Linked DNA regions of Homo sapiens: region 2 is linked to region 1. A link is a loop called in an ENCODE intact Hi-C map of the cell type or tissue named here. Cell type or tissue: natural killer cell. All regions are shown on one strand. Each heading gives the region's core, and the rest is flanking DNA. Links, peaks and the distances in the headings are about the cores only. Region 1 overlaps LOC105372066 (a long non-coding RNA gene). Region 2 holds the start of MIR3975 (microRNA 3975).

Region 1 (5,380 bases), core at 281-5,280:
AAAACACCAAGCAGTATAGGCAAGTTTTTGTTTGTTTGGCTGGTTGGTTGGGTTTTTTTTGAGACGGAGTTTGGCTCTTGTCACCCAGGCTGGAGTGCAACTGCACGATCTCGACTCACTGCAACCTCTGCCTCCCGGGTTCAAGTGATTCTCCTACCTCAGCCTCCCAAGTAGATGGGATTACAGGTATGTGCCACCACGCCCAGTTAATTTTTGTATTTTTAGTAGAGACGGGGTTTCACCATGTTGGCCAGGATGGTCTCAATCTCTTGACCTCGTGATCCACCCGCCTCGGGCTCCCAAAGCGCTGGGATTACAGGCATAAGCCACCGCGCCCGGCCGGCAAGTTTTAAACCACAAGAATAAGATGTCTTTTCACAGGTGTGCAGAGAAGGACCCCAGAACTGGGTAAATTGAGAAGTGGGACACACAGGTTTTGCAGGCCTGACTCGGACACACAGGTGTGAGCCTGCAACAACAAACAGCTCCTCAACCCTCAAGTACAAGAACAGGGGAAAGAGTGGCATTCTATATTTTTTTGAAAACTAGCTGAACTTGGTCTGCTCTTATTTTACCATTTTCATGTATGGTTTTGCAAATGTTTTACTTGACTTTAGCCTATATTTCAAATTATCGGAATGTTTTATATTCCCATCTATTTTAAACTAGTAATTACCTGTCTAAAACAAATGGACACCTTCTTGAAATAAATGTAATTAGATTATTACTGATACACACAGTATTATTGAGACTAAAAGTAAATAATTTACTGCTTGAACCCGGGAGGCGGAGGTTGCAGTGAGCCGAGATCAAGCCACTACCCTCCAGCCTGGGCAACAGAGTGAGGCTCCGTCTCAAAAAAAAAAAAGAGTAAATAACTTACTGTACTGTTTTGCAACACCTTAGCCCTACAGTCTAATCATTTACACAAAGCATTTTTCTAGAGATTCCACTCTGAATGTTCATCATGGCATAGAAACACAACACTTTGCAACTGATCTCCTAATCCAATTAAATGTTTGTATCTTATTTGGTCATTTGCCAAAACTTGTTGACTATGTGCTGCACACGTTTCTATTTCTACCGTGGTAACCTTAAAACACCAAGGATAACCAGCGGATTCTTAATTAATGACCTCCTCTGACTCCAGTGATCTGTCCAGGGTCATGTCCCACAGATGTCAACCAAGACAGCACTCCTGCCAGACCCATCTGGCTTTATTTCCAGGCAATTTCCTTTTTTGACTTCCCATATGTTTGCTTCTTGTCTTTCTGGTCTTTGCTTTCTGTTCCCAGTCTCTCTAACTCACTGTTTCAGCACACACCGACTTTCTCTTAAAACATCCCTAAAGTGATGGCTGTTTCTCATCATTTGTCCACGCAGTTAACTCAGAACTCAGGGACACTGACCCAGGCCTCCACTGGCTTCAAAACAAAGAGTTTGCCCAAGGTCCTCAAGGAAATTATTAATGCTCAGCTCTAATAAAATGACCATGCTCCCACCCCCTTCCCACACACCGTCTCATTAGCAGGGTTTATTTTTATGGGTAGTACTGTGAATCCACTAGGTAGAAGCAGGTCCTCTCGACGATCCCCTGACGACAGCCCTTGCAGACACGGCTATGCCCAGGCCCATCGCCTGGATCCTGAGCGCGTCTGGCTCTCCACGCCAACCCATTCTGCCCGCTGACTGCTTGAGTCCTAAGCCCGACGACCCTGCCCCAGACCCTGGAGACGCTGGACGCTGGCTCACCTGGATCCCACTCAGACCCGGGCGCGGGCTCACCTGGTCCCCCGCGGGCTTGGGCGTACGCTCATCTGGATCCCACTGGGACCCGGGCGCAGCCTCACCTGGTCCCCCGAGTTCCCGGGCGCGGCCACACTGGGTCCCCCTCCTGCTCGCGCCGCCCTGGGCGCCCCGGAGGAAGCTCTGTGCGGCTGCAACCCTGAGTCCCAGGCGGAGCGGTCAGCGGAGAGTTCCAGCCAACTTATTCCGTGCGCCTCGAAAGGGAGGGTTGCTGGGCGTATAGATATTCTATTTCGCGGGGCCTTTGCGCTCCGAGTGGCCCCTCTAGGCCAGTTCCTCCGAACGCTAATCGGGGGCTCCGCGCTCTCCCCTCGCTTCCCTTTGCTTGGGGAATTGGCAGCGGGGCGCAGGGATCCATCGGAAACGCAAAACTACTTTTTCCCCCTGCTGGTCACTGTGAGGAACTGCACGTGGTGGAACTAACCTGTAAGTAAGGATTCCTTCCCTCTAAGGAGAGAAGCTTGGGGTCTTTCCTCCCCCATCAAAGGCTTCGAAAACTCCCCCTTTTATTCCGTTTCTTTTATTTCAACTGTCACATTAAGAGATAGCAACTCATTTTTAGGCTTCAGATTAATGAGAATAAGTAAAATTAAAACATCCCACTAGAGCGTTTAAAATTTTTTTTCTCTTTTTAAATTATGGAAAATTGCAAACGTGAAAGTAGGCAGAAGAGTATAATGAGGTTCCAGCTTTTGGTAACGGTGGACTAATCTTCTTGCAGATAAAAGTTATACAATCTGGCTGGGCTCCGTGGCTTACTCCTGTAATCCCAGCACTTAGGAAGGCCAAGGCAGGCGAATCACTTAAGGTCAAGAGTTTGAGACTAGTCTGGTCAACATGGTGAAACCCCGTCTCTACTAGAAATACCAAACAAGAGAAAAAAATTAGGTGGGCGAGGTGGTGCACCACCTGGGCGACAGAGTAAGACTCTGTCTCAAAAAAAATAAATAAAATAAAATAAAAATTATACAATCTGAGCAAAGCATTTTTAAAATAATGTGTGAAGGTATTAGAGATTGATCAAAAGAAGGCAGAAACTGTAGGAAAACCACCCTTGAAAAATGAATGAAAATTGTTGGGATTTGTGAGTTTATGGCTTTTGACATGAGGGCAACCCCCAATCAGTGAGCAGCTCCAGCTGCAGAGAGCCATCGCTTGATTGACTTGAAGTGGACAGAAAACAGAGTTTGAGACTAGTAGAATTGGAAAATTGGGGCCAGGAGTGGTGGCTCACACTTGTAATCCCAGCACTTTGGGAGGCCGAGGTGGGCAGATCACCTGAGGCCGGGAGTTCGAGACCAGCCTGGCCAACATGGCGAAATCCTGTCTACTAAAAACACAAAAAATTAGCTGGGCATGGTGGCAGATACCTGTAATCCCAGCTACTCGGGAGGCTGAGGCATGAGAATTGCTGGAACCCAGGAGGTGGAGGCTGCAGTGAGCCAAGATAGTGCCACTGCACTCCAGCCTGGGTGACAGAGGGAGACCTTGTCTAAAAAAAAAAAAAAAAAAAAGGAAAATTGGGAAGAGGTAATTCTAGAAGGGAAGAATATATAGAGAAGTATGTGTCATGTTAGTTTTCTCTTGGCGCCATAACAAATTAACCACAGCTTAATAGCTTAAAACAACACAAATTTATTACGTTACACTTCTGGAGGTACAGGGCTCATTGGGCCAAAATCAGGGTGTTGACAGGCTGTGTTCTCTATAGAGGCTGCAGAGGAGAATCGATTTCCTGCTCACTCGGGTAAGACTGAGTTCCCTGATTTCTTGCTGGCCGTGAGGTGAGGGTCATTCCAGCTTCTAGAGGCCCATGCTGCATTCCTTGGCTTGGGACCTCCTTCCTCCATCTTCAAAACCAAAGCCGGGAACTATCAGTCAAGTTCCTCTCACACTTCAAATCTGTCCTCTTCCTCCCATCTCATCTCTCTGACCCAGCCTGGAAAAGTTCTCCCCTTTTAAGGATTTGTGTGATTAGATTGGGCCCACCTAGATTATCCAGGATAGGATAATCTTCCCCATTTTAAGTCAGTAACCTTAATCACATCTGCAAAATCTCTTTTGCCATGTAAGGTAACGTATTCATAGGTGCCAGGGAATAGGACGTGGACATCCTCAGGTAGCCATTAAGCTGCCTACCAGAATCTACCCTCTGATCCCTCAAATATGTCGCAGCTTAACATCAATAACTATATTAAATATAGCCAGGTGTGGTGACCTGTAATCCCAGCACTTTGGGAGGCCGGGGTGGGTGGATCGATTGAGCTCAGGAGTTCAAAACCAGCCTGGCCAACATGGTGAAAACCCGTCTCTACCAAAAATACAAAAAATTAGGCCAGGCACAGTGGCTCATGCCTGTAATCCTAACACTTTGGGAGGCCAAGGCACGTGGATCACTTGAGGCCAGGAGTTCGAGACCAGCCTGGCCAACATGGTGAAACATCATCTCCACTAAAAATACAAAAAGTAGCCGGGCGTGGTGGCACACACCTGTAATCCCAGATGCTCGAGAGGCTGAGGCAGGAGAACCACTTGAACCCAGGAGGGGGAGGTTGCAGTGAGCCAAGATCATGCCACTGCACTCCCACCTGGGGGATAGAGCAAGACTCTGTCTTCAAAATAAATAAATAAAAGGACTATATTAAACATAAATACACTAAACATGCTAATAAAAAGACAGAGATTGTCAGACTGGATTTAAAACAAACCAAAAACAAGACCTGGTTGTATATTATCCACAAAAGATGACTCTTAACTGCAAAAACATAAATAGGTTGAAAGTAAAAGAATAGAAAAGGATACACTGTGTAAAAAGAAAGAATAAGAAACCTGAGGTGGCCAACAAGCATACAAAAAGATAATCAACATCACTAATCATAAAAGAAATGCAAGTCAAAATCACAATGAGATATCACTGCATACCCACAAGAAGCGCCATCATCAAAAGAACAGAAAATAACAAGTGTTGGCAAGGGTGTGGAAAAATTGGAACCCTTGTGCACTGCTGGTGGGAATGTAAAATGCTGCAGCCATTACGGAAAACAGTATAGAGGTTTCTCCAAAAATTGAAAATAGAATTACCACATGACCCAGCAAACCCCACTTCTGGGTATGTATCCAAAAAACGTCAAAGCAGGATCTCAAAGTGATATTTACATATCCATTTGTCCATTGCAGCATTATTCAAAATATGCAAGAGGTGGAAGCAACCCAAATGTCCATCAACAGATCAATGGCTAAAGAAAATGTGGTACACATACAGTGGAATGTTATGTAGCCTTTAAAAAGTAAAAAATCCAGCCGGGCACGGTGACTCATGCCTGTAATCCCAGCACTTTGGGAGGCCAAGGCAGGTGGATGGCCTGAGGTCAGGAGTTTGAGAGCAGCCTGGTCAACACGGCGAAACCTCATCTCCACAAAAAATACAAAAAAAAAATTAGCTGGGCGCGGTGGCGTGCACCTGTAGTCCCAGCAACTCGGGAGGCTGAGGCAGGAGAATCGCAACTCCACTCCAGCATGGGTGATAGAGTGAGACTCTGTCTCAAAAAAAAAAAAAAATAGTAGAAAATCCTGT
Region 2 (5,380 bases), core at 148-5,147, 360 kb before region 1:
AATTGCCTTTGTATCTTTGTAAAAAAGCATTTGGAGCTGGGAGTGGTGGGCATGGGCATGGGGTAGACTGATTCCTCCTACACTTTTTTTCCCCCGTTATTTTAGCTGTTCTAGTTCCTTTGCTTTTCCTTATAAATTGTAGAATAATCTTGTTTATATCTACAAAAAAGGTCTTTCTGGGCTTTTGATACAAATTGCAGTAGACCTGTATCAGTATGGAGAAGATCGACGTCTTTAGTATGTATGTTGCATTTTTCAATCTGTGAACACAGGTTGTCTCTCCATTTATTTAGATCCTTGATTTCTTTCATCAGCATTGTGTAGTTTTATCATGCAAGTCCTGTACATATGTTTTGTTAGTTTTTATTGGATTTGTTTTGTTACATTTGTAAGTAAATATTTCTTTTTATATTTTAGTAATTGTAACGGTATTTTTAATTTTGGTGTCCATGTACTCATTGCCAGTATGTAGAAATATAATTAACTTTCATATGTTGATTTTGTATTCCACAATCTTGCTGAACCTACTTATTAGTTCTAGGAGTTCTTCTGGAGATTCCTTGGGATTTTCTATGCAGACTACCATGTTACCTGCAAAGAGGAACAATTTTATTCTTTTCCTTTTTAATCTGCACACTTTTTCTTGCCTTTTCTTGCCATGTTGCACTGGCTGAAATATCAGCACTATGATGAATAAGAAGGGTGAGAAAGGACAGTCTTTGTGATCTTGGGGGAAAGCATTCCTTCAGTCCTTAACTATGAGGTATAATGTTAACTATAGGATTTTCATGGATGCTGTTTATCAAGTTAGGGAAGTTCCTCTCTGTTCCTATCTTCCTGAGAGTTTTTATCATGAGTGAGTGTTGAATTTTATTGTGTTTTTTGTTCATCAGTTGATCTGATCATGTGATTTTTCTTCTTTAGCCTGTCAATATGGTGCATTGTATTGATTTATTTTTTAAATATTGAGCCAGCCTTACATCCATGGCATGAAACTTGGTCACAGTATAACACTTTTTGTACATATGTTGCTGAATTCCATTTACTAATATTTTGTTAAGGAATTTTGCACTTAGATTCATGGGGGCATTTAGCAATGTTTCCCTCTCAGCACTGTTTTCTCTGTGTTCCACACCTTTGTTTTATTTTTATTTCCATTCAATTCAATGTCTGTTTTTATTTTATCTTGGGACTTCCACTTTGAGCCATGGTATGTTGAAGAGGGCTGTTGAGATTCCAAGTATTAGGAAATTTTCCTTTCATCTTCTGTTTTCGGTTTCTAGTTTGATTCCATTTTGGTTGGAGAGCACACTCTGATTTCAGTTCTTTTAAATTTATTGAGGTTTGTTTTACAGCCCAGAATATGGTCTGTCTGTGGGCCCCTGAATGAAATGTGTTTTCTGCTCTTACATCCTGTTGGTTGATGATGCTGTTGAATTCTGTGTCTTTGCTTGTTTTTGTCAAGGCATTCTATCAACTGTGGAGAGAGAAGGCCAGTTATTTTCTCTGGTTATGGGACTCTGTGTTGATAGTTCTTTCAGCCCTTGAAAAAATTATACCACTTTCTTCTGGCTTCCATGGTTTCTGAGGAGAAATCCACTGTCATTCTAATAATTTTTCCTCTGTAGAAAGGAATCGTTTTTCTCTCACTGTTCTCAGGATTTTTTCTTCGTCTTTAGTTTTCGAAAGTTTTATTATGATACATTTCGGTGTGGATTCCTTTGGGTTTATACTGCTTGGGGTTCACTCAGATTCCTAAATCTGTAAGTTTATGTCACTTGCCAAATTTAGGAAGTTTTCACCATTACTTTTTTGAGTACTTTTTCAGCCTGCCCTCTTTCTCCTCTTCTTTCAAGACTCTGATGACTGGAATGTTCAGTCTTTTGTTATGATTCCACATGTTTTTGAGGCTTTGTCAATTTTTCTTTAGTCCATTTCTCTCTTATTCATATTGGGCTCTTGTCTTCCAGTTCCTTTCCTGTGTCCTTCCCTCCCTTTCTGCTGCTGAGTCTTTTTATTTTGGTATTTTTCAGCTCTAAAATTTGCTTTAGGTTTTTCTTCATATCTTGTATTTCTTTGTTGAGGCTTTTTGTTTATTTATTCTTAATTTGTTTCAAGCATGCTTGTAATTATTGAAGCATGTCTATCACAGCTGCTTTAAAATTGTTGTCAGATAATTCTAACATCTCTCTTCTTGGTGTTGCTGCCTCCTGATGTCTTTTTCATTCAGTTTGAGTTCATCCTGGCTCTTGGTATGATGAGTGATTTTTAAATGAAAACCTGGGTGTTTTTATATTATACTATGAGATTCTGGATCTTACTTAAGCCTTCTGTTTTAGCTCGCTTTGTTTTGATACCACCCTGGCGGGGGAAGGTTGGTGGGGAGGGCACATGGCACTGTCTAGTGATCACTAGAGGAAATTAGAAGTACAGGCTCCCCACTTGGCCTTTCTTGACCCAAGAGGTACAGTATCTTGTTTCCACCAGGTGGGAGTAGAGGTCCAGGATATCCGGGGGAGAGGGTGTATGTGGAAGGGTGCCTTGTTACCAGCTGATGTAAATGAAAGCTTGGGCTCCCTACTTGGCCTTCTCAACACCACCCTGGTGTGTGGGAAGTGGGTGCCTTATTATAACCCGGGGAGTACGTGAAGTCTAGGCTACCCACCTGACCTTTGTTGGCATGGGTCGGGGTAAGGCTACAGTTTTTTTCTGTGATGTTTGTCTGGAGTAGAGTGGTTTTTTTCCTATCAGTTTTCTGTCTCAGTAGGATGTCCCTTTCTTGGTCTTTTGACTTTTTTTCCCTTCTGCTTCTGTTAATGTTTCCAGGTTTCAGATTGCTGCCATTTTCAACTCCAGAAAGCTGGGATATATGAGGCAAAAATAAGTCTCAGGGAACTCACCATTTTATTGTTCCTTGCAGCCTGAGGTCCCTAGCCTTCTTCTCTCCACAGTTAAGAATCTTCTCATGTTTGTTTTATATGTAATGTTCAGAGTTTTCAGTTGTGCTTAGTGGGAGGAATAGGGAAAATACATCTGCTTCATCTTCCTGGAATTGAATATCCCCGAAGGATCAGTTTGTAACATTTCTTCTTTTCATGGGCTGATGTTTTCCTAATATGTGTAAAATATGAATTGCAAGAAAAATGAAATTAAAAACCACAATATATAATTTCCATTTCAAAAATTATTGGATTCAGTAGATGTAACATTTATCTGTCAAATTGCTACCAAAGTTTCTAAATGCTTGCTCTCACCCTCTCTCCTTACTCCTCATGGACTAGGTGAGTGCCAGTTTGCCATCTAGGAACTAGACTTTGACTAGCACTGCCTGGAGTGTTACTGCTTGATTCTTTTTAAAATGATAGACTAGTGATTAGCCATTCAGTTGAACTTCTCTGCTGTTTTCCATGGATTTTTGTAGGGACACCTTCAATGTGAAGCCCATTTTAGTCCTTAATGGGGAGGGATGTTTGGGATTGTTTTGAGGGCAGATGTAGCAGCGGTGATGAGAGTTGAGAGTGCATCTCTGATTTCAAGTGATCCATTTGTTGTTCAGTGTTTAGAATTCTTATAAATTTTTACAAATTATAAATTCTTATAAATCGTTATGAGACTCCTTTAAATCCTTCGTTGTAATTTATGACTTCTAATGTTAGAGAACATATGATTGATTTTGATTCTGTAAAGATGTCTAAGTATTGGCTTCCAGTATGTTAATCTTTTGATTGACAGCCTTGAGTATAGGACAAACTTCTATGGGAACCAGGAGGTGATTTGAAGACAGTTCTTTAGGTTTAAGCATCATGGAAGTTATGACTTCTCATTGAAAAAAGAATATTTTTAAAGTATCAGTTCATTTGTAGAAAGGAGTAGAATTTGCATTGCATTGGTAGAGACACATACTAAGTTATTGGATTGTCCTTTGGAATCTACACATTATGTTTTATAATTTATTGTTGTCTTTCAGGTTAAAGGGTAGGAGGAAATTTCTGGGACTATTGAAACTCTCATTTGTCCATTCCTAAGAATTAGTGAGTTATCAGTAAACACTTTACTAACATTTACAAGTCCCCATGCGTGGCAGGGACTGTAAAAAAAGGTAGGAAGGCAGCACTGTCATAGTGGAGAGGCCTGATGCTTTGGAGATTGAAGTCCATATTGTGTTCGTATTAGGACTGCAGAATAAATTTTAATTATTTTAAGTGTTTCCATGCAAAGGGAACACTGTCTCAAGTAACAGAACTGATATAGGGAGAGTAGCCGTGAGAGTTTCAACTTTTACTTAGACTGGGGGCAAAAGATGACTAAAACAGCTCTGCCACTGGGGATAGGAAATAAGGGTAACATGGTCTCTGATCTGAAACCTGTGAGGGGATTGAGAAAGTAGAGGGAAGAAAAGGGTGGTTAATTTAGACTGAGAGTCTTTGAACAGGGCTGGAAATCCTTTGATGAGCAACCTCTGGGGCATTTCATTGCATGAGATGTATACATACTCCTGGAGAGAAAGGACCTTTGTGGCAGGAGCTTTTCACTGGAAATGCTTTGAGAAGGGGATGCAACACTGGCAGCTTATCAGCTGGTCCTTGTGCTGTGGTCCTGCCCTATGCTGTGGTAATAGTAAGTTGGTTCAGACAGATGTGAATGTAGGCTATTGATAATTGGAGATGGGGAAGCAAAACAAAATAAATCACAACTTAGAATATCTCTGGCCATATACCAAGCACAATTCTAAGTGCTGTACTTATATTAATTCATTTGCTCTTTATAACAAAATTAAATGGCACTGAGAAGATAAGTGGTAAAGCTGGACAGGTAAACCTGTCCCCATGGCTGTGCATTTAATGTGTCAGTCTGGCTCCACAGATTATGGTCTTAACTGTTTAACTAGACTACCTTGCTCGGATAGTTTGGGAAAGATTGAGAGGGGCTTTGAATACCAACAAAAAGAGTATGGATGTTCTTTGGAATGCAGGAGGGAGCTGTTGAAGGATTTTGACGAGGGCATTGATTGACATAATCAGAATTAAGCTTTAACATACATGTAGGTGAGTGATTGCTATTTCAAAAGACTAGAGGTAGGAAATGAGGCTAATGCACTACTTCACATGACTTTGTATGCAGGAGCATACAGGTGCATTTTTAGAAATGGAATCAGATGGTCTCGTCAATGGGTGAAGGAAAAATAAGTCAATCACTTGATTTGTAAGGGGTGTCACCATTAACAGCAATGGAAAAAAACAGAGTTTGAGAAGAGTTAATGAATGTGTCTTGGTACATATCCAGTTGCAGGTGTCAGAGAAGGATTCCAGGTGGAACTGTCCTGTAGGCTTCATAGTTGGAGCACTGCATCTTGTTGGGAGAGGTCAGGTCTGGAGGTGCA

What was found. Peaks named below come from ENCODE experiments on the same cell type or tissue, not always from the same donor. Only the 100,000 strongest peaks of a DNase experiment are listed, where the experiment ranks them.
Region 2: it touches region 1 in a loop (7-fold over the local background); 10 of 110 quality-filtered maps call a loop at or near these places.

What each region holds. Positions count from the first base shown.
Region 1 is chr18:35,948,382-35,953,761 of GRCh38, forward strand. It overlaps LOC105372066 (a long non-coding RNA gene), which reads right to left. Exons shown (of 4, transcript NR_188032.1): 3 at 4,297-4,418; 4 at 3,422-3,656. Among named protein-coding and RNA genes, the nearest start is that of MIR3929, 17 kb to the left of the region's middle. In natural killer cell, for the core only: CTCF peaks have their summits at 2,225 (motif pointing left) and 2,425; a DNase peak (open chromatin) is centred at 2,180; H3K4me3 peaks cover 486 bases; H3K27me3 peaks cover 551 bases.
Region 2 is chr18:35,586,699-35,592,078 of GRCh38, forward strand. The region is part of intron 1 of GALNT1 (polypeptide N-acetylgalactosaminyltransferase 1); the gene reads left to right. MIR3975 (microRNA 3975) reads left to right here and starts at 5,039; the gene lies at 5,039-5,108. In natural killer cell, for the core only: no CTCF peak of the experiment used is centred there; a DNase peak (open chromatin) is centred at 2,493.